Regions from separate parts of the Homo sapiens genome. Here regions 2, 3 and 4 are each linked to region 1. A link is a contact called in ENCODE Hi-C or POLR2A ChIA-PET data. All regions are on one chromosome and are shown on one strand. Each heading gives the region's core, a stretch centred on a gene start or an enhancer-like site at or near the end of the contact. The rest is flanking DNA. Distances are from core to core; before and after follow the strand shown. Region 1 overlaps SH3RF3 (SH3 domain containing ring finger 3). Region 2 overlaps SH3RF3 (SH3 domain containing ring finger 3). Region 3 overlaps SH3RF3 (SH3 domain containing ring finger 3). Region 4 has its middle 100 kb from the start of SEPTIN10.

Region 1 (7,527 bases), core at 3,670-6,169:
CAGGGAGCTGGCTCATATTCACAGTCCTGGTCTCTGCCTTCCCTCCTCCTTCCAAAGACCCCCTCAGCTTCTCTAAGAGAAACCCAGCATGCCAAGAACCACATAGGCAGTGGGAGAGGGATGGAAGGATGGGGGCTCTAGTTCTCAACTCCCAGTTGACTTTATGCACCCCCACCTGAGACGGGGTTGGAACACCTCCGACTCTTAATCTTGCCTATGAACTAGAGGCTGCATGGGCTTATGGAGCTGTGTGATGCTTCTGAGGCACCCTCCTTTTTCTTTGCATGCCTGGTAATTTTCAGCTGGTTACTGACTTTGTGAATTTTACTGTTTGAGGTATTGGACATCTTGGCATTCCTGCAGATGTTCTTGAGCTTTGATTTTTGTTAAATTGCTTAGACTCAGTTTGGTGTTTTTGAGGCTCGCTTTGAGGCTTTGTTAGGCAGGGCCAGGGAAGCCTTTCATGTGGGGCTAATTTCTCTACTGCTGAGGCTATAACCTTCTCTACTCCATGCCCCATGACTTATGAGGCTTCCACTCTGGAAGTTGGAAATGAAAACTATTCCTGGCTTTATGTGACCTCAGAGATTGCTCTGCCTTCTCCTTGTGGGCAGTTCTTTCCCCAGTGCTGGATAGTTCCCTCATATGAATGCCCTGATCAGCTCTCAGCTGAAGACTCCAGGGGACTTTCTGCAGATCTCCAGGACTGTCTCTCTCTACAGCTCCCTCCTCTCCAGAACTCTGGCCTGCATCCTGTAGCCACTGTGGCTCCCCAGATCCAGAACTCTGTCTTCTCAATGCAGGGAGAGGCTAGAGAACCCAGAGACAGTAACAGAGCCCATGTTATGGGCTCCGCCGCTCTTGGTGATTGCTGTCCTGTGCGTTCTGCTGTCCCATATCTGCAAATCTTGTTTCACAGATTTGTTTTCAGTGTCTGGAGCAGGAGGGTAAAAATGTTACCCATCATTTCACCTTGGCTAAGCAGATGTTAGCCAGTGATGCTTTAGGAATTTTGAAATAAGGGTCAGAGGTTCCCCAGGGCTCAATCTCTCCAGCTTCAGTGCCAAAGTAATAATCCAGGACTTTTCCTTAGATGAGGAACTGGAAAACGCCTTTAAAGTCATGGTTTACCATGGAGATGGGTTACAACCAAACGCCAAAGCCCGTCCCGTGGTCCCACTCTCCAGGCGAGCCCCTCGCATGTTTGTTTCACTGCTGGTGTTCCCTACACTTCTGCTGACAGATGTGGCCGCTGCTTCTAAGAGTCAGGACACCCTGATGATGCCACATCAGAAGGGATGTGAAAGTATGAAGGAAAAATACTCAGGGATGTCTGCCAGGGAACGCTGGGGAAGATGCAGTTTTGTTTGAAGTTTCATTTTATTTTTCTTGCTTTTCGTCATCCTCTGTTTTTACAAGCTCCTGCCGCAGCGACAGCCTGTGGAAGGGATCCCCCAGCCTTAGTGTGGATGCCAATCCTGCTTGCATTTCTGTGTCAGTGTGGACTGTGCCTCCAGGAACACTTTGTAAAGCCCTCCTGCAGGTGAAGCCCGGTCATTGCCAAGAACACTGGGCAGGAAAGCCAGAAGCGAGGACCAGAAGGCAGGGACCAGGAAGCACCCAATGGCGTGTCTCCTGGAGTGTGATGTTGTGTCTATGTCTGAACAGAGTGGTCCAGGAGGCAAATTCTTAGACCTATCAGGGAGAATAAGCAGTGGTCTTGCCTTCACCAGTAACCCACTGTTTCCCTTACCTTTCAATTGGATTAACGACATAAAGAAATAAATGAGTGTAAAGAAATGAGACAAGACTACATAAGAGGGAGACTCCAGTCGCATTCATGGTTGGGGTCTGTACATTTTCTTGCCGGGATCTGACTGCCAAGGCGTGATCCACACATACATGGGTGTTCATTGTAGTTTGGGTTTGTTTGTCTCCAGCAAAAATAGGTAGGTGCCTAGGTACCGGCTCGCCCTGATTTCTCTCTTCTTAAGTCTTTTTGAGGTCTTCGTGAAATTAACATCTTATAATAGAATATCTTACATTCCATTGCTGCTGGGAGTCTTGTTGCTGTGATTGTTTTGTCTCCCTAAGCCCCTTTGAGGCCAGACCTGTAACTCACAGTTGCTTCCCTTCTGGGTCCTGGCACAGGGTGGGGCCCAGGTGCTAGCTACCCTGTGCACCTGTGCAATGTTATTGGGTTGTGGTTCAGTGTTTTACAGAGCTCATCAAGCATGGGGAATGCCCCACTGACCATCTCTAAATGGGTCTAAGCTGGGAAGCTTGCAGCAGTTCTTGTATATCTGTGGCAAGACAGCTTAGTAAGTTTTTGTGAAGCCCCTTGTCCTCGCTGCCAGCCTCCCTGGGAGCTTCTGTGGGGACAGTGAGTAGCCCTGACCGCAGCCTGAGTGGCTCAGTCATCACTGGGGCCACAGCCCACCTTAAATGTTGTCAGGGCCTGGCGAAGGGGCACATGGAGCCTTGTGCCATAGTTCCTGAGGTTTGATCTCACCCTGCCCACCTTAGCCAGGCAATCCCTGCCCACCAGGTGCCCCCCACCACCTGCATAGGCAGACATCAAACTTTTTAGATTCCTCCCAAGACCTCGATGCTGGAGAGCCAGACACTAATTCAGGGCCTTTGGAGGCCCCAGCAGGGCACGCACTGGTCCTCAGCACCAGTGCACTCAGCCTTGCCAGAAAGAAGCTGCATGCATGTAGACCAGCAGGAGTCGTTGCTGATTGCCGACTGTTTTGGTAACTAAAATGGACTACCTGTGTTGGCTTTAAGCAGTAGTTGTGAAATTGTGTGTCAGGAAGAGGGCTTCCTCCACGGGTCTACCAAGTGGTCTACCACTTGCTGAGTGCAGAGCCTTGTCCTGGTCTGGATGCGACGATGGAAGGCTTAAGTGAGTCATCTCCTGAAGAGACTACTCAGGACTGGAAGTGTGTCAGCCTAGGGGCAGCTGAACACCCAGGTGGCCCTGGAGCAGGCTGCTGGAGCGTCTGGCCTGCAGCCGGTGGAAGTAACTGAGCTCCAATCTTGTGTCCAGACTGCTTCTCCCCTAGGCTCCAGCTGTTTTTCTGCTTCTCCTGTCACTCATATGGACAGTGCACTTTCCACTGAGCAGGTCAATGGCGGGGTTACTTTTACACCTAACTTTAGCTCCTCTCTGGGCCCTGCTGGTCTCAGCACGCACACCCACCCAATCCTACGGAGACAGAGTTCTCACACCTACCCTCCGCAGGGCATCTTGGGCCATCCACGTCCACCTGCCCTCCCTTCAGCGTGGCCATCACGGTGCCCTGACTCAGCTTCCAGTCCCCCGGGCTTCCATGTTCTTGTCTTCCCTTTCACTTCTACCTTTCCTGCTTGAGTAAGTTAGGCTGTGGCTCGCAAACTTCAGTGAGCATTTGAGTGTTGTCAGAAGGCCCCCAGGATGGCTAAATAGTAGAAAGGACAGCTTTACTGGTGACATCAGTTTGCAAGCCAGGAATAGATAGTCTCTGACATGGAACGAAGGTGCTCTCGCTTCGCAGAAGGGGAAGGGCAGTTGGATTTTATGGCTCGCAGGGTCTGTGTTACATAGTAGAATCAGACATGTTTAGCAGGTTTGGGGGAAAGCTGTGCATGTTTATAAGGGGAGCTGAGTGCATGTGCAATGGGCAAACATGTACGTAACACACATCTCATGTCACTTTAGGGTGGGGTTTCAGCATTAAAATGAGGTGGAATTTGGCTCTTTCCATCAACAGGTGAACTATAGGACACAAAGACAGCCTGTGCACAGCCTCCATAAGTTGCTGAAACTGGCTTGAGGTCTGCAGTTGCTTATGAGAAAGGGGTGTTTGTAAGGGCTGTCCTCTGTCCCATCAGAGTTGCAGTGGTCTGGGTTATAAATCAGAGGGGTCTGATAGCACCTATTGTTAGGGAGTTTAGCAAGAGTGTGGCTTTCTTTGTAGCCCAGGAATTTAGGAAGTTACCATGCCAGCACATAGGTAACTTTGTTTCCTTAACCATAGGGTCTGTCTTAGTTGCTGAAGGGACATCTGTTTTGGTCTCAGATAACACAAGTCATTGGGAAAGCTGCAGGCCCAGCCCAGGGGAGAGTCTGCTGCAGTGGGGCTGACTCAGCCTGGGGCTGAGGCTGCCTGCACCAGGCCCACCTGCGCCCAGCCCACTGGCCACCCACCTCCCTCAGCAGCCCACCTCCTGACCCCCGACGTGGTTGGCCTTTCCTCAGTCCTCATCTGCATGAACTCTCCACACTTAGCACATGCCCTTCCGTCTTGCAGCTGTGTCCCCAGGCCTCAGCAATCTTAAAACAGCCCCTCTGTCACCCCACACAGAGCACCCCAGTCGTCTCCAGGACCTTCCTTTGGAACACCGAGCCCTGTCACATCTTCAAATCCTTCTGGTGCATTCTAACATCCGTCTGCCACTGAATCTTCAGAACAGCCTTAGGGGAAGAGGAAGGCTCCATTCTCCTGGCGAGAGATGCAGCCAAGCCCCATCCAGGGCCCGCAGCTGATGAGCAGTTCCATGCCAGAATTTGAAGTTAGCACCCCCAATGTTCTCTGCTTTCAGGATTCCTAGTGCAGAGACATTTGGCTGTTGGATTATGAACCCTGCCCCAATCTGACCTGCAGCTTCTCCTCCCACCATCTCATTCTATGGATTAATGTGTGGACCACGCTCTTCCAGGCCCATGCTCACTTCTTTCCTGAGTGTTCCAATCACAACACTCAGGACTTGAGAGTGTGTCTGAACCTGGAGATCGGCCTTAGGAAGTACCATCCACATTTAAAGAAGTTTGGAGGAAACCGGTGTCAGATTCCATGCAGCCCTGAGGGCGGGCCCTGGCTCCGAGGCACTTGTCCCCAGGCAGACCTTGTGAGTGCTTGCAGCTTTTCAGGCATGGAAGTGAAAGCATACTTAGCTGTGGAGAGATTTGGCACTGGGTGCCTGTAGGATGACAGCAGCACTTCTTGGCTGAGGTCCAGGGCTATGTTTGGTACAGAAGAAACCATGTCTGATTTTTCAGCTGGAACCAAGCACACCCATGTGGAGTCACTGGGGGGTCATGGGGGACCCCAAACATCTTTATTCCAGAGCAGCCCATCTTTGCAGGGAGATCTATCCTACAGGTCTCGGTTGCTGTTGCTGCCTCACCCTTAGTTCTAAGACTTGGCAATGGATTATGACCAAGGTTGACACTCTGGGCCAGTTGGAATCATTCTTCTCTTGTCTTCATGCTTCTCCTCCATGGTACCTTCTGTTAATACTTTCTGTTTCCAATGGATAGGGTGCAGGCTTCTGCGGGCTGAGGCACGTTTAAGATTCGGGTCCGGGAAATGCCCAAACCGTGTGTGTGCCCTGTGGGGTACTTTCTGTAACCACCTGAATTCCACCTGTGATGCAGAATGAGAAACAGCACTGATTCCAGCTTCATTTCGTTGCTGCTCAACCCCCGCAGAGGAGCTCAGAGCTACTCTCTGTTGCTTTTATAAACGCCTCCCAAATCCTTGAAAGTGAGAGCAATTAAGAGTCTTAGTTTGAAGCTCTTGGGACATCAGCCGCATTTTCCAGACGTCCTGTTTTCAGTGATCAGTCCGTCCTTATACCCTTTAAGTAATTTCTCATCCCTCAGCCCCTTCCACCCTACCACCCCGCTGAGTCTCCAGTGTCTGTTAGGTAGAAGGTTCTGATGACAGTCTAGAGGCTTCCTGGCTGCCACAAACAGTTCCTTCAGGGCTGGCCCCTCACAAATGAAGGCAGCCCATCCTTTCCATCTCTGCTTCCATCAGAGGACCACTTGCTCCTCCCACCCTTAGGTTTCTGTTGGTGGCTTAGCCTTTGGTGGAGAGAGCACATCCCACTGCTGGGCAGGGCAGTGCCCTCCCCACAGTTCCTTCCAGGCCGCCTGGGGTCCCACGTTCATCCAGTCCTTAAGCGCCGGCTGCGGGCCAGGCCCCGGGGATGCAGCCTGAATGAAGCAGAGGAGAACCCTGGAGACCACATCTGCCAGGGAGGACACAACAGCGAAGAAAAGCAAGTCTGGAGGGGATTCTACTCTCCGTGGAGAAAGTAACACCAGGAGAGGAGGAAGGACCTGGGAGGAGGGAACTGCAGTTTTCCTGTCAGCGCTCGGGACTTGGCAGGGAAAGCGGCCTTCGGGGAGGGGCAGGGAGGGAGCAGGTCCAGGGGTGGCCTGAGCTGGCCGAGGGACTCTAAGCCAGGGTGACCAAGCAGGCAGGTGGGAGGAGAGGGGTTGGGGTCAGAGGGGCAGTGGGAAAAGGGCTTCAGGGGTTCCCGCAGGTCACTCTGAGGACATTGGCATCTGCTCTGCATTTGGGTCTGGGGTCTCTCTTCCAGGCCCCTTCTCTGCCGAGTGCCCGCGACCTTGTGCCTGTGTCCATAGACTCCTCCTGACCACGTCCTTGTCATTCCTAAGCCCACCCCCGCTTTGCTGAGGTGAACTTTGATAGTGTAAAATGCATGTGGAGGGAGCCTTCTAGACTAAAAGTTTCGAGCTCTGGTCATAGGGAACCCACAGGGTCTTGGGCCCCTGGGGATGTGGGCAGAAGGCCTCAGGGTAACTCCAACCCGATGGTTCCCATGTGGCTTCTGAGGGTCCCACTTCCCCCACAGTTCATTCTCACACAGCCATGGAACCAGGAACCATTTACTTCACTATTGCTTAAAGCCACCAGTGGGGCCCATTGCTCTTAGAATAAATCTAGACTCCTCACTGCAGTCTACCCTGTGGGTCCACCCAGCCTCACACCCTCCCTGCATGCCTGGCCCTGATCGTTGTCCCGGCATGCTGGCCTTCCTCTGTCCCTTCATCTGTCCCTTCCTCTGTCCCTCTGACAGGCCAGACCCCTGCCCACGTTGGCATCAGACAGTCGAGCAGAAGCTCTGGCTCTCTCTGTCACTCCCTGTGCCTCAGTTTCCTCATCTGTGTAATGGGAGTAATAACCTTACCCACCTCCAAGGGTTCTTAGGAGGATTAAATTGGAGACATAGTGAAGTGCACAAAACAGCGCACAAAGGGAGAAGTATGTGTTAGAAATGATTGTTAACTTAATTGTAGTTTGGGGGCCCTGCACAACCCCAGTGTCCCCTGAGTCACCTCCCATGTCACTCTGCAGAGAGCAGGAAGAAGCCCCCATGTCCTGTTGCAAAAATGCATTTTAGTAGCAGCGTGTTGTTTTTGATGCTGCAATATGAATATCCAGTCCTCTTGAAAATACAATTTGGAATAGTCTTAGGTTTCATTCGATGTGAAGGAAACAATCACTTAGAGAATGAGTTTCCTTGAACTGTCCAGGGCAAAGGAGCCTGTTTGAAATAATCAGCGCTTTTGGGAAAGGGACAACCAGTGTATTGCAGGCAGAGCCTGAGGTCAGCTGCTTGAGCATCAGAGGCAGGGAGCACCCCACACAAGCTCTCAGACCTCAAGGGGTTGGCCAAGCCTAAGCCTTTGTGTCCCAGCCAGCCCTGCCAGGGTGGACTGTGTTATGG
Region 2 (7,527 bases), core at 3,114-5,613, 200 kb before region 1:
TAGATGCCTGTTGCCGAACACACCAAATCCAAATTTCCCTCCCGGCCACAGGGGGTTCCTATTCTCTGAGTCTACTCTCCTGCCTCCTCTTTCTTCTCCAGCCATGGTAGTGGATGCTAGGTTCCATCTGTCTCCCTGCCTTTTTCTTGACATCTCTGAGCATACTTCATCCATGCCACATTCTAAGACCATTTTTCCATGACCTACACCTTTTTTTTCCATCCTGGCAGGAATTAGGTTTATGTGTTAGTATATTCTCTGGTTTTCCTTTTAGGCTTTACTGTAGTTATATTGCCATGGCTGTAAGGGCCTTGAATGAGCAACCAAAGGCCAGTTTGGTGATGTTTGCTCATTGCTCAGGGGAGGAGGAGCCTGATTTTGAACTTCAAAAAAATTATCTATGTGATAAACATATGTATGCCGTAAACCTGAATAATTTTTGAAAAGTAGGTAATTGCTTCACCTGTTGAAGCATGAAGAGGTTTGTCTTACTTAGTTTTCTGCTGCTATAGAAGAATACCACAAACTGGATAACTTATAAACAATAGAAGTGTATTTGACTCATGATTTTGAAGGCTGGGAAGTCCAAGAGCATGGCGCTGGCATTTGGTGAGAGTCATCCCATGGCAGAAGGCATCGCATGGTGAGATAGTATGTGTGCATGTGAGAGAATGGGGCTGAAGTCCCTGCTTTTATAACTAGCCCACTCCCATGACAATGGCATTAACCCACTTAGGAAGGTGAAGCCCTCATGACCTAATCACCTCTTAAAGGTCCAAACCCTCTGCATTAGGGATCAAATTTCCAACACATAAACTTTGGGGGACACACTCAAACTATAGTGTCCCAGAAAGGTGTCTGCATAGTATAATCTCACATAGTCAGGTGTTTTTCTTCCTGGATGTGCTTGGGACATAGAAAGCACATGGAACTTGCACAGGAGATATTTTGCATTAATTGCAAGAATGAATCGATGTTGCGTAAATTGGTGACTAAAGGAATGAATGAGTGGGTAAGTAATGGCTCCAGTTACATTGTAATGCTTTGAGGCTAGGCTGGTATTTCCTTGATATCAACTACTGCAGTGGTCTACATATAAAGTAATTCTCAATTTAAATGATTTCTTATTTTTAATTTTAAAATTAAAGTGTCAGGCCAACTTGGATATTTGAATTTCTAGGAAATAGAATGCTCAACTGCCTGTTTCTAATATATAGTTTATTTCCATATGCATATTGCCATATAAAATTATACTGTTTTTCACTCTCATATTTCATAAAATAACTTAAACGTTTCCCATGAATCTTTGACATTGGTGTCTTCATCATCACAGGACCCCATTTTGGGTCTCCTAACAGGTTTCAGAGCTCATCATCCTTCCACATGACTGTGTCGTGAGATGTATTTTCTAGTCGTTTTTATCCCAAGCCACAATGACTAATTTATTCAGCACTAAAAATTAACTTTTTAAAAGAAATCTTTAGAAGATTGTGTACAAAACTGTCCAGCACTGTCCAAAACTGACCCAGAATTGTGGGTCATTCCTTCTGGGTTAATTACTGAATCTGTGTTAACTTGCCTTCTTGTATACTGATTCTCAAAAAGCACATCCTGAGATGACTATCAGTTGAGTTAGTTTCAGGCTTGTGTATTTTCTCCATATACTGCTTTCGTGTTCTTAATAAAGTAACTGATAAGTGCTTTGCAAGGTGAGAGTCTACACAGGGAACCAAAGAGATGGTGAACTCTCCCTTGCTGCTGGGTGATTTTGGAAACAAAGCTCTACCTTATATCTAGATGCATATAGTAGTTCAACTCCCACACAGTAAAGATCTGGAAATTGAAGCCTGGAGAGGGAGAGGTTTCAGTGGCCTTTTGAAGGCTGTGCCTTTTGTGTATAAACCAGGACTAGAACATTTGAGTCTTACCCCAGCTCTTCACAATTCAGCCTTAACTTTTATTTTTGAGATAAAAAAAATGAGAAATTAACTTCTTTTATCCTGCCCGTCCACTCACTCTTTGATTCTGAAAATGTACAGTTCATCCCTGAAAACAAAAACAAAACTGATGAGTCTCTCAGCACTTTCCTACATGGAGCATTTGATCCTCCCAGCAGCTCGGTCAGGTCAGGAATTATTTATACTCTTTACATATAAGGAGGTAAGGCCAAGGGGGTTAAGTTACCTGTCCAGGGGCCCCTGCCAGGCCACTGTGTTGTCCCTGGGCCATTCTCTCTAGGGCATTGTCCCAAGGAAAGTGGGCTCTAGAATCCCAGAGACCTGTGCCCCCACACCTACCAGTTGCAGGTGAGTGCCCCAGCTCCTCAGAGCCTCAGTTATTCTCTTCTGTAGAATGGAGCCCTGTGGTCCTTAGTGGGGTTGAGTGACACGGTGTGTGTTGAGTGCTAGGTGCTGTCCAGGGTATCACGATCTCTCTGTGAACGTGGGGTGTTGAGCCCATGTGGTGGTTCCATGTGCTTCGTAGTCTCCTGCATGTGCTTCAAGGCACTGCCCCAGTTGCCTTGGCTGGCCCTGTGATGCTTGGGTAAATCCATATCTCCTCCCAGGTGGTCTGAATTTCTACACTCCCTTGGGAGTTCTGGGAGCTTCTTGGATAGGTGACTGGTCAAAGCAGTGTTCAACTCTGTTCCTTCTCCCTTACTTCAAATGACCAAGTTCATATCCTTGTTCATAAAAATAAGACGTTTATCGCACAAAGGCCAGGAGTTTCCTAGCAGGATGAAATGCAGAAAGGCAGCTTTTCAGGTGATGAAAGCAGATATGTCAGATGTGGTCTTTGCTATTGCTGTGGCGGGGCCCTGGGGGAGCTCTGGTCCCCTGTCTGTCCCAGCCGTGGGTCTGCTCACTGCTCAGAGTCCTGTGCGGATAGAGCTGGGCTGGGAGGCTGAGCTGTTGCTTAGCTTTGAGCCCCTCTGATCCAGGTTGTTGGCTTCCCCCATCCAGTGCTGGGGTGCTCCTGTGCCTCCATGGGCTTCCCAGAGAGTGAGCTGGTCCCACCAGAGGTCCCAGCCCACACTGGGCTGCCTGCTTCCCCCTGCCACCAGGAAGCAGCCTCTCCAAGTGCCTCCTGTGAATGTGCAGCCTCCTATTCTGCCAGAACTTTCTGGTTGGGTTTGCAGAGTTCAGGGAGTTGTGCCACATACAAGAAAGTATTTGCCAAGCCCAATGAGGCAGTTACGTGGTTGTCCAGAAAACTGAGCAAAGACAGTTTGTCATTGAAGCTGGTCCCTCAGCGAAAAAGGCCTCATCAAACAACCAAGAATGTAAGAAAATATATACATTTTCCATTTATTTCCACCTGAAAAATATGAAAAGAATTGTAGGTGTCTGTGAATATACCCATATTGTAGCACCACCTACCTGATTAAAATATGGAACCTGCTTATTATCTGTTTGTGTATTTCGATTCCCTTTGTTGGGGCTGTTACACCGTGGAGATAGTAAAATGTGATTAGAGTGGAATATATTCATTTGTAGACAGTTTGGATTGCATCTGAGATATTTTCCTGATTGTTAGAATTTCTCTCCCATTGGGATTTAAAGGGTGGTTATTTTTCCGTATATTTATCAAGTGGAAGAATAATTTGACAGGGACATGTTATCAGGTAAGGCATCTTTCCTAATCGATGTGAATAAAATCCCATGTAAGAGGAGCTCAGTGTGTTTGCATATTTTTTTAAACAATAAAAGATTGGATTGTTAGAGCATCAGAGAAGAGTGAAGACAGCTGTGCTTTTTATCACAGGGAACCTAAAGAAAAATTCTTACTTTAAATCCTTGATCCGAAGAGGCAAGTTAATTTAACAAAATAAACTCAGGACATCACATTTACTTGAGTCACAGAGCATGTTGAAAGGTGCAGACATCACAGGGCATCAAAGGATTTCACAGAATGCTGGGGGTGGAGTCTCTGTCTCTTTGGCCAGGCGTTGGTTTTCCTGCCTTTGGGGTTGGCAGAGAAGCCGGAGCCAAGTCCCTGGACAGGACAGCCCTCAGACACTCCTGGTTCACCTTAGTTCACTAGGCACATGGCTCTTGGTGGAAAAGACGATTTCTGGAAAGGAAGTGGGAGACTTTAGACAGACAAAACTCATCCAGGATTTTATATTGTGATTTCAAATTAACTTGGCACACTAATACTTCAGTTATTAATCTTCTGTGGCACTGTAGGAGAAATGAGGCGACAGTGTCTTGTAATTAGGGGCATTCTTGTGCCTGTCAAAGGGGCCAAGTCGGGTGGTGTGGATGCATCCTCCCCCAGCTCCTGGGACGGCTGGCCCTGTGCCCTGTGCCCCGTGCTTGGCCAGCAGAGGCCTGGCCTTGGCTGTCACGAGCACATTTCATACCATTCTCTGGGCCGTTTTTATTCCCTTAGTCACTGGGATCCTGTTTTGTATTTAACCCAGTGTCTTGACTTGTGTTGTACATTCCCAGGGTGATTTTAACTTCAGGAGAGGGCAGGCCCTGTCTCTGTGTCCTTGAAATGCTCCTTTTAATAATTTTCCCAGCATTTGAAAATGTCATTACTGAGATTTCTGTTTTTGCCTCACTGAAAAGAAGACGAAGTGAACTGGAGTGCTTCCCGTGTACGAGATGCTTTCCTTTGCATTTGCCCAGATGAATTCATGTAATCCTGACTGCAGCCCTAGTGGCAGGTACTGCCATTATCCCCATCCTGCAGATGAAAATGCTGAGGCACGGAGAAGTTGAGTATCTTGTGTGAGGTCACATAGCATTAAGAGGCGGAGCCTCGATACGAACCTGGGGAGTGAGGCTTTAGAGTGCAAACACTTCACCGCCGTGCTGGACCACCCGTGGGAGTTCAAGGTGTGTGTAAAATGAAAGCATGTAGGGCCAGTTACCCAGACCTTGATTTAGAAAGTCAATTCTGTTTTTGACATTTCCAGCAACCAGTAAAGCAAACAAATAACCTCCTGCCCCCAGTTTATTAAAAAACAGCTCCTGTTGGAATGGGGTTTTGGGTTGGGATGGAGCCCCCTAGGAAGACCCTGCGGGAAATGCATCTTACTAGCTTTTCTCAAAGGAGCCACACACACAGCTTTGAGGTAACCATTTTTCTTGGGGTACTCTGAGGACTGGGCAGCATGTGGGAATGCAGAGGCTCCAGTGAATATCACTGCCTTAGGTTCCACCTACAACCCCAGCACCAGCCTCACCTCCCCAGCTATGGGGTCAGAGTTCAGTTTCATTTTCAGTAAATGTGTGATTCTGTGGGTCCATATATTCACCCAGTTTATAGCAAAAAAGCGTGCTAGAACTAATTGGAAGTGTAGAAGCCATGATGCTGCCTCCCCAACCTGTGCCCCTAGAAGTTTGCTCGTCTCCCAGAGGCGGAGCTGGGCCTAGCCCTGGCACCCCACCCCATAGGTGCTGGCCCCACCTGTCACGGATCATTTAAGCATATTTTGCTAGCATCATGACCACACTCTTTGCTGGCTCCAGAGCCACAGGGTGAGGGACACAGGACTCTGTCCCCACGGTGCTGACCACTTCGTCGTCATTACAAGAAAGTATTCCCAAAGGCATCGGTTTACTTGTTATCTTAGGTTGAGTTTTAAAATCTACTTGAAATTCCTATAATTGCACAATTTAAAAAACTCTTCGATCTGATGTGACCTGTTTAGTCTTTTCTGTTTAGTCTGAATTAGGAAAGCTCTTTTCTCCAGAGTGCAAAAGACAACCACAGACTTTTTTTTTTTAAAGGTATTATTTAGAAAAAGCTAAGATGGTGCTTAAGGCCGCACACACGTAAATACAGTCATGTACTGCATGAAGACGTTGCTGTTGTTGACAATTGCATATACTGTGTGATAAGATTATATCTTTACTGTACCTTCCTTGTGTTTAGATACAAACATTTACCATTGTGTTCCAGCTCCTAAGGTGTCTAGTACAGTCCATGCTGCACAGCTTTATAGGCTAGGAGCATAGGCTGTGCCACATAGCCTAGGTATGTCTTAGGCTATGCCATCTGGAGTTATGCATGTACACTCTGATGTTCACACAATGATGTCACCCAAGGACTCATTTTTCAGAATATATTCTCCTTGTTAAGTGGTGCATGACTGTGTATATATGTCTGTATGTCCACACACAGGCACACAGGTGGGCTTGCTTCCGACTTCCCTCTGACACCATCCTCTGCCATTGTGACCAGGACCCCATTCTCAGCTTATCAGCACGGACTGGGTGCTCTCTTCCTGCCGCCGTCACCGTGGGTGTTAAGCCTGCCTGTGTTGTGCCTGTCAGGACTCTCAGGAACCCCTCAGAGCAGCCCGTCTTTGGAGGGCGGTAGGGATTGTAAGGAAGGGGGGCACAGCGGGGGTTGCCTCTGCTCCATCTCACCTGCTTGGGTGGAGTCTGCACCGGCTTGCAGCCCACCCCGTGAGCGTAGTGAGTGGTCCCGAACTGCAGATGTGTGCTCTGTGCGGTGCTCTCGGACATCTAATGAGCATGGGAAACAAAATATGACTTACAGCAGTGTATTGACTTCCCAAGAACCAGACCTTGCTCCCTGGGCCCGAAGGGCTTTCCTGCTGCAGCTTTGCCATGTAGCAGGGGTGCCTCTGAAAACTCCACCGCCACCCCAGCAGACAACTGTGCCAGTCTTTCTGTGGGATCTGGGACACAGAAAATGGAAGCTGTCTGGCCTGGAGCGTGGTCTCTTGGTCCTGTCTTCCTCACAGTGATCACCACCTCCAGGGTTGCATGGGAGGCTGCTGCTCAGCGGGGTCTGGGACCCCATGGGCCCAGCCATCCACACAACAGGTGTGGATGAAGCATGCGCATTGTTTCCCCCTGGGGTTTGTGTTGTCCCTGGGTTTGGCTCTTGGTCTGGATGAAAGAGACCACGTTCAGAGAAGCGGCATCCCCCGTCATTGTGACTGCATCCCTATGGAGGGGCAGGGGTCCCGTCCCCTCTCCGGCAGCAGTTTGCCTATGGTGAGGGTGCAGTCATCCACCTGGGCTGCATGCCGAGGGCTGGAATGCAAAGCGCTTGGGTTTGCTCCTGACTTTGCAAGACCACCTCCCACCACGTGGTGCTTGCCGTCAGTGTGTGCTTTGAGACTCTGAGAGACACCATCGCAGAAGCCAAGCGTTACACTTTGGTTATTTATTGACATCCATGAACAGATTAAAAACTGTTCCTACTTTCTAGGGTGCTTCTCTCTGTGCAGTTGCCAGGGGGAACGTGTTCGCTTTGCCGGGGCATTGTGTAGCAGCTGGCATTTAGTCTCACAACTTTTTCTTTGTTTAATTAAAAAAAAAACCTGAAAATGTTTGTGAAGTACTCTTTTCATCTTGTGAAATGGAAGCTGCTTCTGAGGGAAGCAGGCAGCCTCTGTCTTCACCAGCCCCTTCCACCCTCCCATAGGAGTCCCTCCAGTGGAAACCCACTCACTCCCCCTGAAGCCACTCTCTGAGAGAGATGCCTCCACTGCCTTGCTAGCAGAGGCTTCCCCAGGCTGTGACCTCGCTGACAGTG
Region 3 (7,527 bases), core at 1,421-3,920, 140 kb before region 1:
GCTGTGGGAGTCCCTTGTCTTTGGGAGGGGTGTTTCACGGCCACCTGCCTTTCATCCCCACAGCTCACAGCAACTTACAGAATTTCCGACCGTCTCCTTGGAGACTTAGAGAAATGTGTGCTGAAGGTGAGGAGTCACTCAATCACTGGCAGCCAGGCGGAGGTGACTGATAGCAAAATGTGCTCTAGTTGTAGTGGGGCTTGCAGCTGGGTATCCTCTGTGGAATGCTTGCTGGCTCATGATAGATGAGTCACTTGTCTGTAGTGGTGGCCGGGGCTCTGGCCCAGACCCTTCTCTGTTTTCTTATGTGAGTGAAGGCTGTTGTATTGCATAGTGGGTGAACCACACCTGGGGATTCTAGACTTGGCACTGCCCTCTCTTCTTGTGGAACCATGGATCACCCATTTATCACCTCTGGGCCTCAGTTTTCTCACATGCAAAATCAGGGTTGAAGCCAGGCATGGTGGCTCACGCCTATAATTTCAGCACTTTGGGAGGCCCAGGAGGGCAGATCACTTGAGGTCGGGAGTCCAACATGGTTGAAACCTCATCTTTACTAAAAATACAAAAAAATTAGTCAGGTGTGGTGGCTCATGCCTGTAATCCCAGCTACTTGGGAGGCTGAGGCAGGAAAATTGCTTAAACCTGGGAGGCGGAGCTTGCAGTGAGCCAAGATCGCACCTCTGCACTCCAGCCTGGGCGACAAACAAAAAAACAAACAAACAAAATACAAACAACAAAAACTAAAACCAGAGTCAGGGTTGGGCTTGATGGTCCCTATCAGTAGCAGAGTCCCCTGGTGTGGCACTTTGACTTGTGGATAAATAGGTTTTTCATTGCTGCAGTTTCAAACCTTCAGCTTCTCTAATATCCCCTGCCACTGACGGATTATTTCACACGAACCAGAGAGGCCATTAGGTGAGAATGCCTTCATCTTCCCTCCCTCCCACCTCTGAGCACCCTTCTGTTTCCTTCTGAGCTTCTTCCTATTTCCTCCTGTCGTCCTTCTCCTCTCTAGACCCTGAGGGGTTTCTCTTCTCTTCTAAGGTTACTTCTTCCTACTGGACTCCTGACACCCCCACCCCCACCCCTGCCCTTGGGAACTTGATTCCATCTCTCTCTCTCTGTCTCTCTGTCTTGCTCCCCGCTTCTTTTCTCATGTTCCATCTTCTTTCTCCCTCACCTCCTTATAATCCACATCCAAACAAGTCCACATCTCCCCAAAAACTCCATGCCTCCCTTTTGGCCAAAAAGAACTCTATAGAGCATCAGAAGAATAATTACTAAAAATATATGTTTAAAATAAGTGGCCTTAGTAGTAAGCTCTGAGAATGAGAAGCTTCATTGTCTAGTAAGTTAATACAAATTAGTCGACAGTCAATGATGACAAGAAGAGAGCGAAATAAGTTTGTACTTACATACCTCAAAACAAAAACTCTCTGAAAAAGCAGTTTGTTTGTCTCTTGACCTAACAATTCCAGCCTAAGAATATAACAACAACAACAGAAAAGACAAATTCATTTGTAGTAATGGCCATTATAAAAGATGGACGGATATTGGAGCATTTGAAGTGGAAAAAAAGTATACAAAATTCATCTTGCTGTGGGACCCTCTCCCCTTTTCTAGGGCCATATGGGTATAGATGCATTGGGGGAAAAAATGGCTGGAAGAAATACTTTAGGAATGTCCTTTTTTTTTCTTTATATCTTTTGAAATTTCCTACATAAGCTCGTATTACATTTTGTTGGCAGAAAATCAGATTTATAACCATCCGTCCTCCCTCCCACACAACCTTCTTCCCTCCCACTTGGCCTCAGGCATTGAGGTTTGGCTTGGTTCGGTCAGCTCTGCTGGGAGGGCCCCTGGGACTCTCTGTCTCCCCGCCTCGCCATGGTGAGGGTTCGGCAGTTCTCTCCCCCAGTCCCTGCAGTCCCTCTTCTCTGGCTTCTGTATCTGCCAGTTTTCTGTTCCCACCCTGCGTGTTTCCCTAGTGTCTTGAATAATTTTTTTTTTTTTTTGAGATGGAGTCTTGCTCTGTCCCCCAGGCTAGAGTGCAGTGGTGCGATCTCGGCTCACTGCAAGCTCCGCCTCCCGGGTTCACGCCATTCTCCTGCCTCAGCCTCCCGAGTAGCTGGGACTACAGGGGCCCACCACCTCTGCTTGGACCTGAGACACGATGTTCCCCAGAGTGCTGCTTTCATGGTGGTTTTCTTGGCCTGACACCTGTGAGTGATCAGACTGGGAAAGAGGATTCCCTTTCCCAGTCCTTCGTCCTGCAAGTGGCTGGCTCTGGTGTAGACGGGGGTGTCATAGGTAGCCTGCCACACAGGGTGGCTCCTCTGTTCGCCTCCTGTTTTCCCTGGTCATGGTGGGCTCCCTGAGGAATCACTTCCCCTCTTGTCTGTGTTGGTGTCCTAGCTTAGGTGGCCCCTTTTCCTGCTGTTCTCAACTTTGGTAGCACCTTGGCACCATCTGGGGAGCTTTGTAGTCCTGAGGCATGGGTTCCCCCTAGCAGTTTTAATGTCACCAATTGGGTGGAAGCCAGGCCTGGGAGTCTAGAAGCTCCCAGCTGAGTCTGCTGGCTGCTACACTGAGGACCTTGTCTCCTGTCTGTGTCGTGCCTCGTTGCAGATGGTCACACCCATAGAGCAGCCCGTGCCTAGAGTCCTGGGCCTTGGGGCTCAGAATGGGGCCAGGCCTTCCTGCTGAGCCGCCCCAGTGACACAGGCACTGATTGGCCACTGGAGAAGCGGGAGTGAATGGCAACAAGGCCAAGTGGGAAGCCTGTGTCTGCACTGACCACCGTGCCCCAGGCCGGCCTAGCCCAAAGAGACCTCCTGCTTTGACTTTTCCTTACTGGGCTGTGCCTACCTTGTGAAAACTCCAGTAAAATTAATCCAATGGCTGCTTGGCCAGACAGTCAGGACACATTTCGTGAGCCCTGGTCTGGGCTCAGAGGTTTGGAGTCCACAGCTGGGCCTTGATCTTCTTTCCCCAGTGACGTCCTCAGGCTGGGGTGTGGCAAGTTTGGAGAGGATGGGGACCCTCACTCTGTGGCCCAAATAGAGCAATAGGGCCTTTTTCTTCTGCTTCAGATTATCTATTCTCACAAAGGGAACAGGCATCCAAAAACCTCACAGAACAGCATTAGGAAATCAGGAATTGCAGCCAAAGGACTCTTGTCCTCTGTGTGAGGCTGAGTCGGACTTCCGTGACTCATGGTTCTGTTATTCTGAGTGTTTGAGACTATTAAGGAAATTGAATTTAGAGTGTCGTGATTTGTGAGAACAATGAAATCGGCTGTTCATATTCCTGTAGCGTCAGCAGCAGATGAGATGGGAGGTGTTGTCTTTCAGGCAGACAATTGGGAGCAGGCTATTGCCTTGTGCAGGTGTCTTGTAAGGGCTGAGGAAAGCTTCTTGAGGTCTGAGCAGTAGCTGAGAGGTCTGCAGATCCCCTGCCTCAGTAGAGGGACCCATCAGCAACTGCCAGTCCTGGGCCAGAGCCGGCGTCAGCCGTACACCGCATGGATCCTGAGACTCCCGTGTGCTTTTGCAGCCCTGAGATTCCATGTGCTTAGTCTCCTTCTGTTCACCCCTTACCAGATATTCCCGGGGCACATGCTGGAGTGCCTGTCCTTTCTTCTTGCATCAAGTGTGTGGTGGCAAATGAGGAAGGGATTTTCGTATTCTCCTCGTGTGCATTCCAGCCAGGGAGGCCAATGAACAGGAAATGCTCATGAAAAAAGTCAGATGGGGCAGGTGACATACAGGTAATTAACACCATGGGAACCTATAATGGAGAATGACAGAGAATGACTTTTATATTTGGTGGCTGGGGAACATTTTTAAAGAGATGGTGTCTAAACTGAGAGCTGAAGATATGAGTGGTGAGAAGGGGCCAGGGAGGCAAAGGTCGGGGACAATCGCCTGGTACAGGGAGACTAAGGAGAGATTGAGCATGGTGTTTTCAGAGAACCTCGGGGTGGCCCGAGTGGTTTTGCAATCCAGGAAAGGAGTTTGGGACATGTTCTCTGTGCGTTGGGAAGCCATTGAAAGGCTGTAATCAGGACAATACGTGATCTGGTTTGCTTTAGAAAGATCTTGAGTGAGTAAATAGATGAGTGAGTAGTGAGTGAGAGAGGCTTAGACACCAGAAGAGCTCATGCCACCGACATGCAGCCATGGGCACTTGGTGGTTCTGTTTGCCCTGCCCAGCTCATGTGCTCATAGGTGAAGTTTTTGCCATCAGCAGTGATCATTAAACAGTGAGATGGGTAATTGTAGCGAGGGTATTTTCTCTGTTGGTCCTAGATTGCCTAGAATCCTGATAGAAAGAATAGTTTTCCTTGAACTTACAATTCAGCAAATCCTCTGTAGCTATTTTTTTTGTACTGTTTGAAGGATGTACTATTTATGGACTGCAAAACAATGGATTCTAATCCGAGCTGGAGATAAAACATGACGGGGGCATAAAACATTTAAGAAGCACACAGGAGGTACAACAAAGCATTATGCAACAGCTTCTTCAGGCAAATGTGCACATTTTGCATCTAGGAGCAGGTGAGAAAAGTGACACAGAGCAGAATTGTCCTAATATATAAACCTCAGGTGGTATTATGAAAGTAAATACTATATTCAGTCTTTAGGCAAAACCATCAGTACTGATTTTTGCCCATGAATGCAATTCTGTCTTCCTGATGTGTTGGAACTACCCCCAAACAAATGCCAAATGTGAGATTGAAAATTAAATTTATAGGGCCCTAAGCTGTTTGGAACTGTTTTTAAGATGAGAGCTGTTCCACCTAATAGTTGCTATAGGAATAAGCTGGCAGGATGAGGAAAACCCAAGAATGCCAGTTAGCAGGAGAAGATATCGGAGTTTCTGTTAGGCAAACACAGGGAGGAAATATGGAGATGGTATTATCTGCAGCACTGAGAATCACAGCCTCTAGAGACAGGAGTCAAAGTCACTCAGAACCTCAATGCCCGGGCCCTTGAGGCAGCCTGTGGCCCAGGGCAGGTGCCCCTCCTGCTGCTGGCCTTGGAGGGGTGGCCTGAGAACAGGGGAGGTTTTACACACCTTTCCCACTGCAGCCTGTGCCATCGTCATATTCTGCAGGGTGTGGACACAAGTTAGAAGCAAGACAAAGTTGGCTGGCCCTGAGCTTGCCCTTGGGTTTGAGACTTGATCAGGTGCCAGTATCTCTATGGAGAACTGTGAGTACAGTTCTTGCTGTCTTTGTTGTTGGATGGCGTCCCCTTTAAGTGTTTAGTCCTGTTGTCTGGGCAGCCTTGTGCTGAGGGACCCATTGCTGAGCAGAGTGTGCCCAGTTCTCAGCAGATAGAATGAGAGCCCCTCCACCATCTCACGGGAAGCTCCCCTGCTGGAGCCCACTTGGGTTCTTGCCATGTGGCTTCTGTGCTCCTGGTGAATGTATAGCTCCTGTCTCTCTAGGGTCATCTTACTGGCTGCTCTGAGGTTTTCAGACCACAGAGACAGGAGTAGAGCTGTCTGCTGCCATGGTCAAGGTGAGGCCCATGCCTGTGGTCATTCCCTCTGTCCCCAACTTGGGGACAGTGTCAACCTCTGCTGTAACTGGAATTCCCTCTTGGTGCTTTCATGTAATTTTTGTTTCTTTGTGGTTTTTGTCTGGATATTCAGACCCTCAGAGTCTGGCAAAATAATTTGCACATTAGTGCTTCCTATGTGAGTTGATTATTTTCCTTTCTAAGAGTCAACTAGAAATAAAAAGTAAATTAAGTTTTTATTTTTATTGGACAAACTGCACCTCTAGCCTGACATGTTATTATAGGAACTTGGGCTTTGAGGAGACAAATTTAAGTCTATATATAAAATAACTTTACGAGTTTTCATATTTGCTTCTTATCCCTTGAACTGAGACCATATTTGTTAAGATTTCTCTCTGAAATTGGCCACAATAAATATCTTAACAAATTCAGGAAATTCATTCTAAGTCATCATTTTTGCTATAATTCCTGGACCTTCAGATTTTCTGGTTAAAGTTGCCTCAGGGGGACCCTCAGATCTTTATGGAGTTTGTAAATCCATCATGAGAGATTGAATCTAGAGTACTTAACACTTGAAATCTAGAGTACTTAACACAATCCCGGGCATCATTTACTGGTCTCAGGAAATCCTTTGAGGGAACAAAAAAAAATTACTGCTATAATGAAAGTCTCTAAGCTGGCTTATTCACAAAAAACCAGTGTGGTGAAACAAAAAAAGAGCATGGATTTTTGAAATCAAGACACCTGGATTCATACTTCAATTTTACACCTAGGACTGTGATAACATTGGGCAAGTTACTTAGCTTCTGTTTCTTCATTTGTGAAGTGGGAGGATACCTGCTTTGCAGGGTGGTTGTGAGGTTGACAGAGGCTGCCTTAGGCTTTTCAAGCTGCTGTAACAAAATACCGTAAACGCAGTGGTTTAAAAGCGGCAGCAATTTATTTCCCACAGTTCTAGACGCTGGTCGTCCAAGATCAAGGCACTGGCAGATTCGATGTCTGGTAAAGACTGGCCTCCAGGTTCACAGACGGTGCCTTCTCACTGTGTCCTCCCATGGTAGAGGGGGCAAGGCAACTCTCCGAGGCCTCTTTAGTAAGACACTAATCCCATTCATGAGGGCTCCACCCTCACGATCCGGTCACCTCCCCAAAGGCCTCAGCTCCTAATAGCATTACCTTGGAGGTTAGGATTTAACATATGACTTTTAGGATGACACATACATTCAGTCCATTGCATACTCCAAGGAATATCATGCCTAACAGGATGGCTGGAGAGTGTAGATGTTTCACCACTGTAGTACCCTCCAGCCTTCCTTTCCACACACAGCCAGTGTATCTCCCTGCACGTGTCTTATTTGACCTGTGGACTTAACGTGCCTGGTGGAATTGCCCTGGCTCGTCCTAAGGCTGGATGTCTCTGCTCAGATGGACTGGGAGGCAGTGGGGATGCCGGGGTGGAGATGATACCTGAGCCTGGAGAGCCTCGCTTGCTCTGAGTTGAACTGCAGTCGGATGCCCTAGCTCATCCACGTGCTTCTGTTGTGACAGCGATGCTGGGGGTGTCTTCCTTCCATTCGGTGGCACAGGTTTGATGCTAGGACCCCTCTGACTCAGGGCTCCAGGCCAATGCTGCAGCTCAGCCTTGAGGAGGCGTTCCCAGAGCATGAGGAGGACTCATGGTGGAGGATGCTGGTTAGTCTCTTTCTGGTCGGACCCTCACTTTTTGAGATGATGTGACATCTTTCCTGTAGTCACAACTACATTCAACTCTAAAACCATTTTAATTTTTCATTTTCCCCTGTTTGGGGAATTGTAATCCCATGGGTGTATGGATATTATCCAGAGACATGAAACATGGAGTTTGGGTTTGCAGAGGACAAGGAAGCTATGAGATAAGGGAGAACAGAATGAAGTCACACCCCACACAGATGCCCACAGATTATGTGCTGCAGTGAGTCCTTAATGTCCTGGAATCGGTGACACACCAAGGATGGCT
Region 4 (7,527 bases), core at 3,450-5,949, 130 kb after region 1:
TTTATCTGCATAGAGTTGTCACATATGTTATGTCACTGGATCCTTACAACAGCCCCCGAAGTGTGGTTCGTATCATCTCCATTTTACAGGTAAAGAAGCTTGATTCCAAGAAGTTCTGTTGTTAGCTCTGAATTAAATCAGAGGCAGAGCCAGGACTTCTGACTTCCAATCTCTGGCTTTTCTTGAATGTAGCAGAAATACTAAAATGATGGTTCTGACAGGGGGCTCTGCTGGTAGCACTTACCACCTAATGAGGTGGGACTGCTATCATATTGTTTCAAAGATGGGGAAACCGAGGCACCACCATCCAATGCTTGGTGTGAGGCCACATGCTAGGTCAAGCTGTGGTTCAGCCCCGTGCTCAGCCACCCCACACAGAGCAGTGGGAGAAGAGGAAAGGGCCCAGGGAGGCCTTGACGGCTGGGCAGGGTCCATGCCAGTCCCGCAGTCTTGGGGGCTGGAGGCTACAAGTGGAGACTGTCCAGGAGTGGTCGGCTCTGAGCTCTACCTAGGGGAGAATGGCCTGGGCAAAACGCTAGCAGGGAGGAGGGTCTAAATGCCTCTGCCAGTGCTGAGACCCTAAATGCCAAGACAGAGCACAGCCCCTGCCCACTGCCACGACGTCTGTGCTGCCCTGAGATGCCAGCTGAGGCTTGAGATGCACCCCCCTTCCCGAGCCGGCCCCACCCCTGGCCGGGCCTCACAGACCAGGGACCGTCTTGGAATCGGTCAGGACCTTCTAGGGCTGAGCAGTCTGTCGGAGTTCTCTTCTCCCTTCTGTTTCATGTCACCCTTCCAGGGGGTTCCCTTCACTTCTCAAAGAAGATCACATTCAGCTGACCACAAGGGAAACATCTGGGGCCTGTGAGCTGTTGGAGCCCTGCTTCTGTTCCGCCTGTGGTCCCAGCATCTGAGGCTGGCTGAGTTCTGCTGACTGTCCTCTCTGTGCTCTCCTCCAGCACCAGAAGCAGTGGTCTCCATCTTCCCACAGTGATAGGAGCCTGTGCTACCCAGCCTGTGGCTCCAGAACTTGACCCCTCCCTCAGTGAAAATCCTGGGCTCGGCCCTAAAGCCACACCAGGGTCAGCTGGTGTTTAACATGGTAAGGGTTAAATCCCAGACACCCAAGAAAATGGCAGCAGCTGTTTGTCCAGGGCCCATCATTTGAACCTGCCCCAAAAACCAACTGGAATAAGTCAAAAGAGGACTTCTTGACTCAACTGAAAAGCTGAGGGCAGACAATCAGACGTGTGCAAATGATGGGGCTGGTGTTCCATGAGGACACTTGGCATTCTGCTGGACCTAGGGATGTGGGATATCTTGCAATGTGTACAATCGTCCCACGTGGGCAAAGCCTGTCCTGTCCCAAATGCCAAGAGTGGTGGGTTCACTAAGAAACGCTGGTGTAGATGAGTTTGCTTCAGGCATAGCTGGGTCCAGGTGCTCACATGACGTTTGTGGGTATTGCTGGGCTCTGCTGCCCTCCACGTGGCTCCTTCCTCAGCAGATTTCCCCATCTTACAGCACAATGAGGACCAGCAGGTTCAGGGTGCCATCTGACACCTTCCCCATCCCTGCAAAAATAGGCCTGCTCCTTCTCCATGGGCCCAGCCAAAACCCTGGCATTGACTCTCACTGGCTCCGTTTGGGCCCGTGCTGCCCTCCCTGACTCAGCCATTTTGGACAGGGGACATGTATATACTGATTGATAGCGCCTGAGGTGTCAGCCCTGCCCAGACTTCATGGATTGAGAGTGGGGGTGAGAAGATACACGTAGAGCTATTGGCAAAAACAAAAGGAGCTCATGACCGGGCAGACAAAAACTGCAGACGCACACTCCCCAGGGCCGCTCCTCCAGGACATTGCCCTGGAACCCCATGGCACTGTGCAAAAGCACGCGTCTTCCGAGGGCCACCATACCATATTTAGGAAAATGAGATATAAAAACTGGATCTAAAAGAAGTCCCAGAGGAAACGTCAACAGACGTGGACATCATTACAAATGTGAAGAAAGAACTCTTTATTTGGAAAAAGTAACGTTCTGTAATGTTCCAAAAAAAAAAAATGGAAGCAGATGAAAGCCTGGAGACAGCCAGGAAGTGTCACATGGGACACCCACTCACCACACCCCTCGATGGCCTGGCTTCACCCACTCACTTATCAGATCAGTGAGCAGTCACAGATGAATGTAAGTGCTCAGACAGGGCACCCCAGATAAGGCATGAAAGGAGAGACACAGCTGCCCACCCCAGCCAGAGTTCACATCTGGAGAGGAAGGCAAGCCGTGTGGGTAGTCATGGACTCGGCAGTCTGTGCCTGAGGAGCAAAGGCGCTACAAGCCCGGGACGGGGGGATGCAGTCCACTCCATGATGGGTCCCAGAGCGCTTCCTCTGGACGTTCTTGGCAAGAATACACAACACCAGCACATGAGTCAAGGAGCTCACAACCAGCTTACCCATTCCTGCCGGGAGAAATGGAAGGAAGTGCCCATCCGTCAGGGTCACACAGGACTTGCCTGGGTCTGGGCATCTTCTCTCCACCCCTTCCCACTCTACTCATTCATTCAACAGCTACTTCTGCTCTGGGCCCAGCACCAGGGTCACGGAGATGAATCCAGGCAAGAGGACCCACCTCATGTATTCAGGCCTTCCTGGAGGTCTGCCTGGTGGGGCCCAGCCGCCTGTCAGATTATGCGGTGTTTGGTGCTATGGAAAGAAGTGTGCAAACCCACGTGCCTGTATCAGTCACTTAGGCTGCCATATCAAAATACCATGCACTGCGTGGCTGAAACAACAGAAATATATTCTCTCAAAGTGCTGGAGGCTGGAAGTCCAAGGTTGAAGTTGCAGCAGGGTTGGTTTCCTCTGAGACCTCTCTCCTCGGCTTGCACACCGCCGTCTCCTCACTCTGTCAAGCAGCTGTGGCGGGTCGTCTTGCCCGGATTCATCTCTGTGCGTCTGTATCCAGTGTTCCTCTTCTTTTTAAAATGAATTTGTGTAAATTTATGGGGTGCAATTTTGTTACATGCCATAGTGGTCAAGTCAGGAGTTTTAGTGTATCCATCACCCGAATAACATACATGACATGTCCCCTTTAAGCAATTTCTCATCCTCCACCCCCTGCACCCTCACCCTTCTCACAAGGACACCAGTCAGGCCAGATTAGGCCCACCAATGGACTCATTTTAATTTAATCTCCAAGCAGAGACACACGCTGAGGCACTGGGGGCTAGGACTTCAACATATGAATTTTCGGGGAACATAATTCAGCCCATGTGCCTGTGCTCATGGAGACCAGGTCATAATGAAGTCAAAAGTTAAATTAATCAAAATAACTAGGCGATAGCTACCGGGCAAATACTATAGGGCAAAGTACTAAGGGATCGCAGGAAACTCTTATCTAGTTGGAGAGGTGAGGGGCATGGAGGGCCACTTAGAGGGTGTCCGGGTCTTATCTGGACCTCCACACTGTAGTCTTGTTTAGAAATTCACAAGGCAGGAAGAGGGGAAAGAATGTTCGGTTGGCGGGAACGGTGTGTGTGCACACCCCAACCCGAGGCTGGGGAGAGCTTGGCAGGATCAAGAAACTGAGGGAGCCCAGAGCAGGTGTGGAGGAGAGGGCTGAGGTGAGAATGGCCAGGGGTAGGTCTCTGAGCCTTCCAGGCCAGAAGCAGGAGGCAGTGTTTCCTGGGCTCTCAAGGGGTGTTTAGATGCAAACTGTGTCGGGAGCTCCCTCTGTTGGTGGCACAGGGAATGGCTCGTATGAATGTGGGAAGCTGGCACAGCAGATGCTGGGCAAAGGGCAAGGCGTCTCTGCCAAGGGGGCGGTGAGGGCATGTGGGGGAGCAGACAGCCCCGAGGGTCCTTTGACAAGTCAGTCCGATGTGGAGGCCGAGGGGAAGCCTTCCACATGTCCTAGAGGGAAACCCCGAGGTAGCTCTTCTCACATTTGTGCAGTGACTACCAGACTGAAGGAACCCCGGTTCCATCCTCACCCTCTGCAGCCCAGAGGGCTGATGGGGTCCAGGGCTTCATTTCTGTTCCTAGCCGGGACCAGGGGCTCTGAGCACCCACAGCCCCTTCCCAACAAAACAGCCACTTGTGTGTGCCATGGGGTGACCCCTCCTCCCTGCCCAGCCTGGGCTGGGGAAGGGCCCCGTCTGACCAGGAGCTGGCCTCCTCCAGCTAAAGCCAGGGTGAGCAGAGTGGGGCCCATGCTGGGTGACTGCAACAAAAGCAAGAGAGGCTTTCCTGCAGGGGAAGCGGCAGAGAGCAAAGGTGGGACGGGTGGCCGGAGCTATGGGGAGTGGGCCCTTCCAGGAGCCCCTGGCCTCCTCGTGGGTGCTGAAGATGGCAAGTGCGTGTTAAGCATGTACTAAGCCCACCCTCTGCGCCCGCCCCATGCTTAGCACTCTACATCCATTGCCTCGTTTTTGTCCTCACATCAGGCTTATGAAGTAGGAATTATGACCATGCAATTTCACAGATGGGGAAACTGAGGCAGAGAGCAGTTAACCAACTCGCCTCAGGAAGGGGCAAAGAGGTGCGGCACCTAGGATTCAAGCACTGGCAGTCTGGCTCCAAAGGCCGCACTCCTAACTCCTCAGCCTGTTCTTGGCCTCGGGAGGCCTGGCTGATGTCAGGGCCATTGACACTTGTCCCTGTCTGACTTGCTGTGACAGTGCTCCCTGAAGCCTGACTCGGGACTGGAGAATGAGGTCCCACAGCCACAACAAGTTCTCAGCTGTCCTCTGTGGCCTCTGATGACAGCACCAGGTGGCCCAGTATACCACATGCCCCCATCTGGTGACAACATACTCTTTGATCAAAAAGAACAAAAAGTTCTCCCGCAATCCAGTGTGCCTCTGGTCAGGCCTACAGGCTGGCAATTGGTGGCCTTAGGGGTGGTGTCCTTGCAGTCAGGCTGGGAGAACCTGCCCACCTGAAGGTGCCTGGACCACATGGCAATCAGCTAAGGCCAACCACTGTTGTGGCAAGGCTCAGATCACCTGCAGAAGGTGGGAGCCTGCAGGGAGGAATAGGGAGGGGCACAAGCCCTGGGGTCAGGGGCAGGTTCTAGCCCTGCTTCTGCCTCCAGCTGGCTTTGTGACCCAACGTGAGACCAGGGCCAGGGCTGGCCATCTACTGTAAGTCTTTTCTATGGAATTGCTCCACAAGTCCTTGTCCACACCCTCCCTGCATTTTCATGGCTGCTGCCCCATGCCCCCAAATAAGGAATGGGGGGTGGACAGAGAGAGAGGTGAGGTCCTGCATCCTGGGAGAGCACACCCAGGAGGCCGAGGTGGGGGTGGCCCATGTGTGCCTCCTGGCACCCAGTGTGGTGCTGCCCACAGCAGGTGCCGATGCACACGTACTGCAGAATTGCCCTAGATGGTGTTGCTGCCCAGAGGACTCTGGGACTCCCAAGTGGGAGTTGAGCTGAGTGCCAGACCCATCTCCAGGGCACACAGGAGTCCCATCATGTGTGATAATAAGCTTTCTCTACAACTCTAGTGGGGGCTGTGATATCTGTCTCAACATCCAAACACTTTTAGGGGGCTTGTCCGCCCTCCTCGGCCTGCTGGAAACTCTCTTCCTGGCTCTGGCCTGGGACCCTGGCCCTCCTCCTGCTGGGCCCTGGCCCCACTGTCCTTTGCTGCATGCATGCCTTGGTGACTGACGTGTGGGCCCCATGTGTCCCGGCCCTCCCTGCCCTGCATCCCTGCTGCTCCCAGGGTGCCCTCAGTGTGTCCTTCCTCCTTCTTCTGATGCCCAGCAAACCACCTGATGTGCTGCAGCTGATTTCACCTCTCACTGTGGCCTCCGCCACCCTCCTGCCCCCTCCTGAGTCAAGCTCCAGGTATGCCCAGGGATGGTCCCAGGCTGCCTGGGGGTCCACTCTGTACCGCGCTGGGCACCCAGGGATTTTAACATCACAAGTCCCCTCGCTACCCTCCCTGGTCTACTGCATCTGCCTCCTGGTCTCCTGGTCTTCACTGTGTGTCTCTCTATCTACACTCCAGGTTTTTCTGGGACATTCTTGACTAGACCCGGCTTGCTGGGCCTCGTGGGAGGCAAGTCAGCCACAGAGGCTGAGCAAGAAAGAGAAGCCGGGCAGGCTGGGCACCCTGGAGAGCCCTCAGGTAGCATCTTTGACTTTCCCCCTCCCAGGTGCTCCTGTCTCTCCCAGAGCCTCCACCCTGGGTGCCCCAAGACCTAAGACCCCTCACATGACTCTGACCCTGACCCCTCCTCACCCCCTCCTGGGCCAGCAAGGGAGCAGCCGCCTGCTATTCACCTCCAGTTCTTCAGGTCCACCATGACTTTGGCCATTGCCATGGCAACCATCTTGCACGTGGGTGGCCTGGCAGCCTCTTTCTGTCCTGGGTGGCTTCTCAGTCACCTAAGGGAGGGAAACCTGCAAGAGCCCACACAATACTTTCCCCTGCACAGAGCTGAAGGTGCAAGGCCCGAAGGAGCCAGCGGACGGATGTGCTGCCCTTCCTGGGGCAGTTCTGAGGCACCCCATGCCATGCCACCCCAGCTCCTTCCCTGGCACAATGCCCCGACCTTCCACTCCCGTGCCCTGGAATTTCTTCCCAAAAGAAAGCACCTGCACAGTAGACCTGTCTCAGCACCCAGGCCCCATGGATTCACACCTGACACACCACACACACCTCATGTGCATGCACACACATCCCACATGCACACACCCCACACATGTACACATGCATGCATATACTCCACATGCACACACCTCACACATGTACACATGCATGCACACACCTCCCGTATGCACACACTTCACACATGTACACATGCATGCACATACTCCACATGCATACACACTATATGCACACCACACACATCACACACGTGCACATATAGACACTCCACATGTACACACACCACATGTACACACACCACATGTACACACACCATACCCACATGCACACATTATATGCACATACACACACACTGCATGCACACACCACACAAGCCACGTGCATGCACAAACACACGTCCACACACTATATGCACATGCGCACACATCACTTGCACATTTGCACACACACCCTTCTCCCAGTTCTAGGACACCTGCGTAGATGAGGCTTTGCAGGAGGAGTGCCACAAGGGAAGGAGGGAGGTGGGTGCCCATGGAGGCTGTAGTCTGTGCTGCCTCACCTCCCCAGAGCCAGCCTGTGGCTACAGAGGATGTGGCCAGGGGTGTAGGGGATTGGGTATCACCAGCAAACCAAGCCCTCACCCACAGCCACATTCTAACTTCAGCATCCAACAAAGCACTTCAGCTACCCCAGGGGGACCACCGTGATGGTGGCCGATGAGCAAATCCTAGAAGAGCAAGCAGCCGGGTGGAGCCCAGGCAGCCTCCTGGGCCTGGGGGCCTTCTGGTCCCCAGTGAGTCTGCGGCTCCATGTCAGAGTTCTCCTCACCACTCAAAGCTAGAACGGAGAAGGGCCTTAATGTGGGCATGTTCCCACGGTCCTTAGAAAGGCAGTAAGCCTG

The links. A loop is a pair of places that touch in the nucleus more often than their neighbours do. ChIA-PET counts read pairs that join two places held with the same protein, here RNA polymerase II (POLR2A). Pooled maps may share reads with other maps.
Region 2: a pooled map shows a loop between it and region 1 (2.5-fold over the local background). The contact joins two enhancer-like sites. A Hi-C loop is called at or near these places in 2 of 50 pooled maps. POLR2A ChIA-PET finds 5 or more read pairs at or near these places in 2 of 52 experiments (Caco-2 and PC-9).
Region 3: a pooled map shows a loop between it and region 1 (2.3-fold over the local background). The contact joins two enhancer-like sites. A Hi-C loop is called at or near these places in 3 of 50 pooled maps. POLR2A ChIA-PET finds 5 or more read pairs at or near these places in 3 of 52 experiments (WTC11 and activated T-cell).
Region 4: a map of gastrocnemius medialis shows a loop between it and region 1 (2.8-fold over the local background). The contact joins two enhancer-like sites. A Hi-C loop is called at or near these places in 4 of 168 maps with a recorded cell type or tissue (GM12878, Right ventricle myocardium inferior, gastrocnemius medialis and 1 more), 6 of 37 single-sample maps with no recorded cell type and 9 of 50 pooled maps.

What each region holds. Positions count from the first base shown.
Region 1 is chr2:109,378,234-109,385,760 of GRCh38, forward strand. All of the region lies in intron 3 of SH3RF3 (SH3 domain containing ring finger 3), which reads left to right. It also overlaps a transcript of RANBP2 not described here. Among named protein-coding and RNA genes, the nearest start is that of MIR4266, 68 kb to the left of the region's middle. Within about 2 kb of position 4,920, at least 8 of the 41 ENCODE cell types and tissues checked have a DNase peak (open chromatin) inside an H3K27ac peak, as active enhancers do; they include gastrocnemius medialis, where a contact is called at or near this core.
Region 2 is chr2:109,181,633-109,189,159 of GRCh38, forward strand. The region is part of intron 1 of SH3RF3 (SH3 domain containing ring finger 3); the gene reads left to right. It also overlaps a transcript of RANBP2 not described here. Among named protein-coding and RNA genes, the nearest start is that of MIR4265, 44 kb to the left of the region's middle. Within about 2 kb of position 4,364, at least 16 of the 41 ENCODE cell types and tissues checked have a DNase peak (open chromatin) inside an H3K27ac peak, as active enhancers do.
Region 3 is chr2:109,239,766-109,247,292 of GRCh38, forward strand. All of the region lies in intron 1 of SH3RF3 (SH3 domain containing ring finger 3), which reads left to right. It also overlaps a transcript of RANBP2 not described here. Among named protein-coding and RNA genes, the nearest start is that of MIR4266, 70 kb to the right of the region's middle. Within about 2 kb of position 2,671, at least 21 of the 41 ENCODE cell types and tissues checked have a DNase peak (open chromatin) inside an H3K27ac peak, as active enhancers do.
Region 4 is chr2:109,506,576-109,514,102 of GRCh38, forward strand. It overlaps a transcript of RANBP2 not described here. Among named protein-coding and RNA genes, the nearest start is that of SEPTIN10, 100 kb to the right of the region's middle. RefSeq lists enhancers at 918-1,027, 7,275-7,524. Within about 2 kb of position 4,700, at least 2 of the 41 ENCODE cell types and tissues checked have a DNase peak (open chromatin) inside an H3K27ac peak, as active enhancers do; they include gastrocnemius medialis, where a contact is called at or near this core.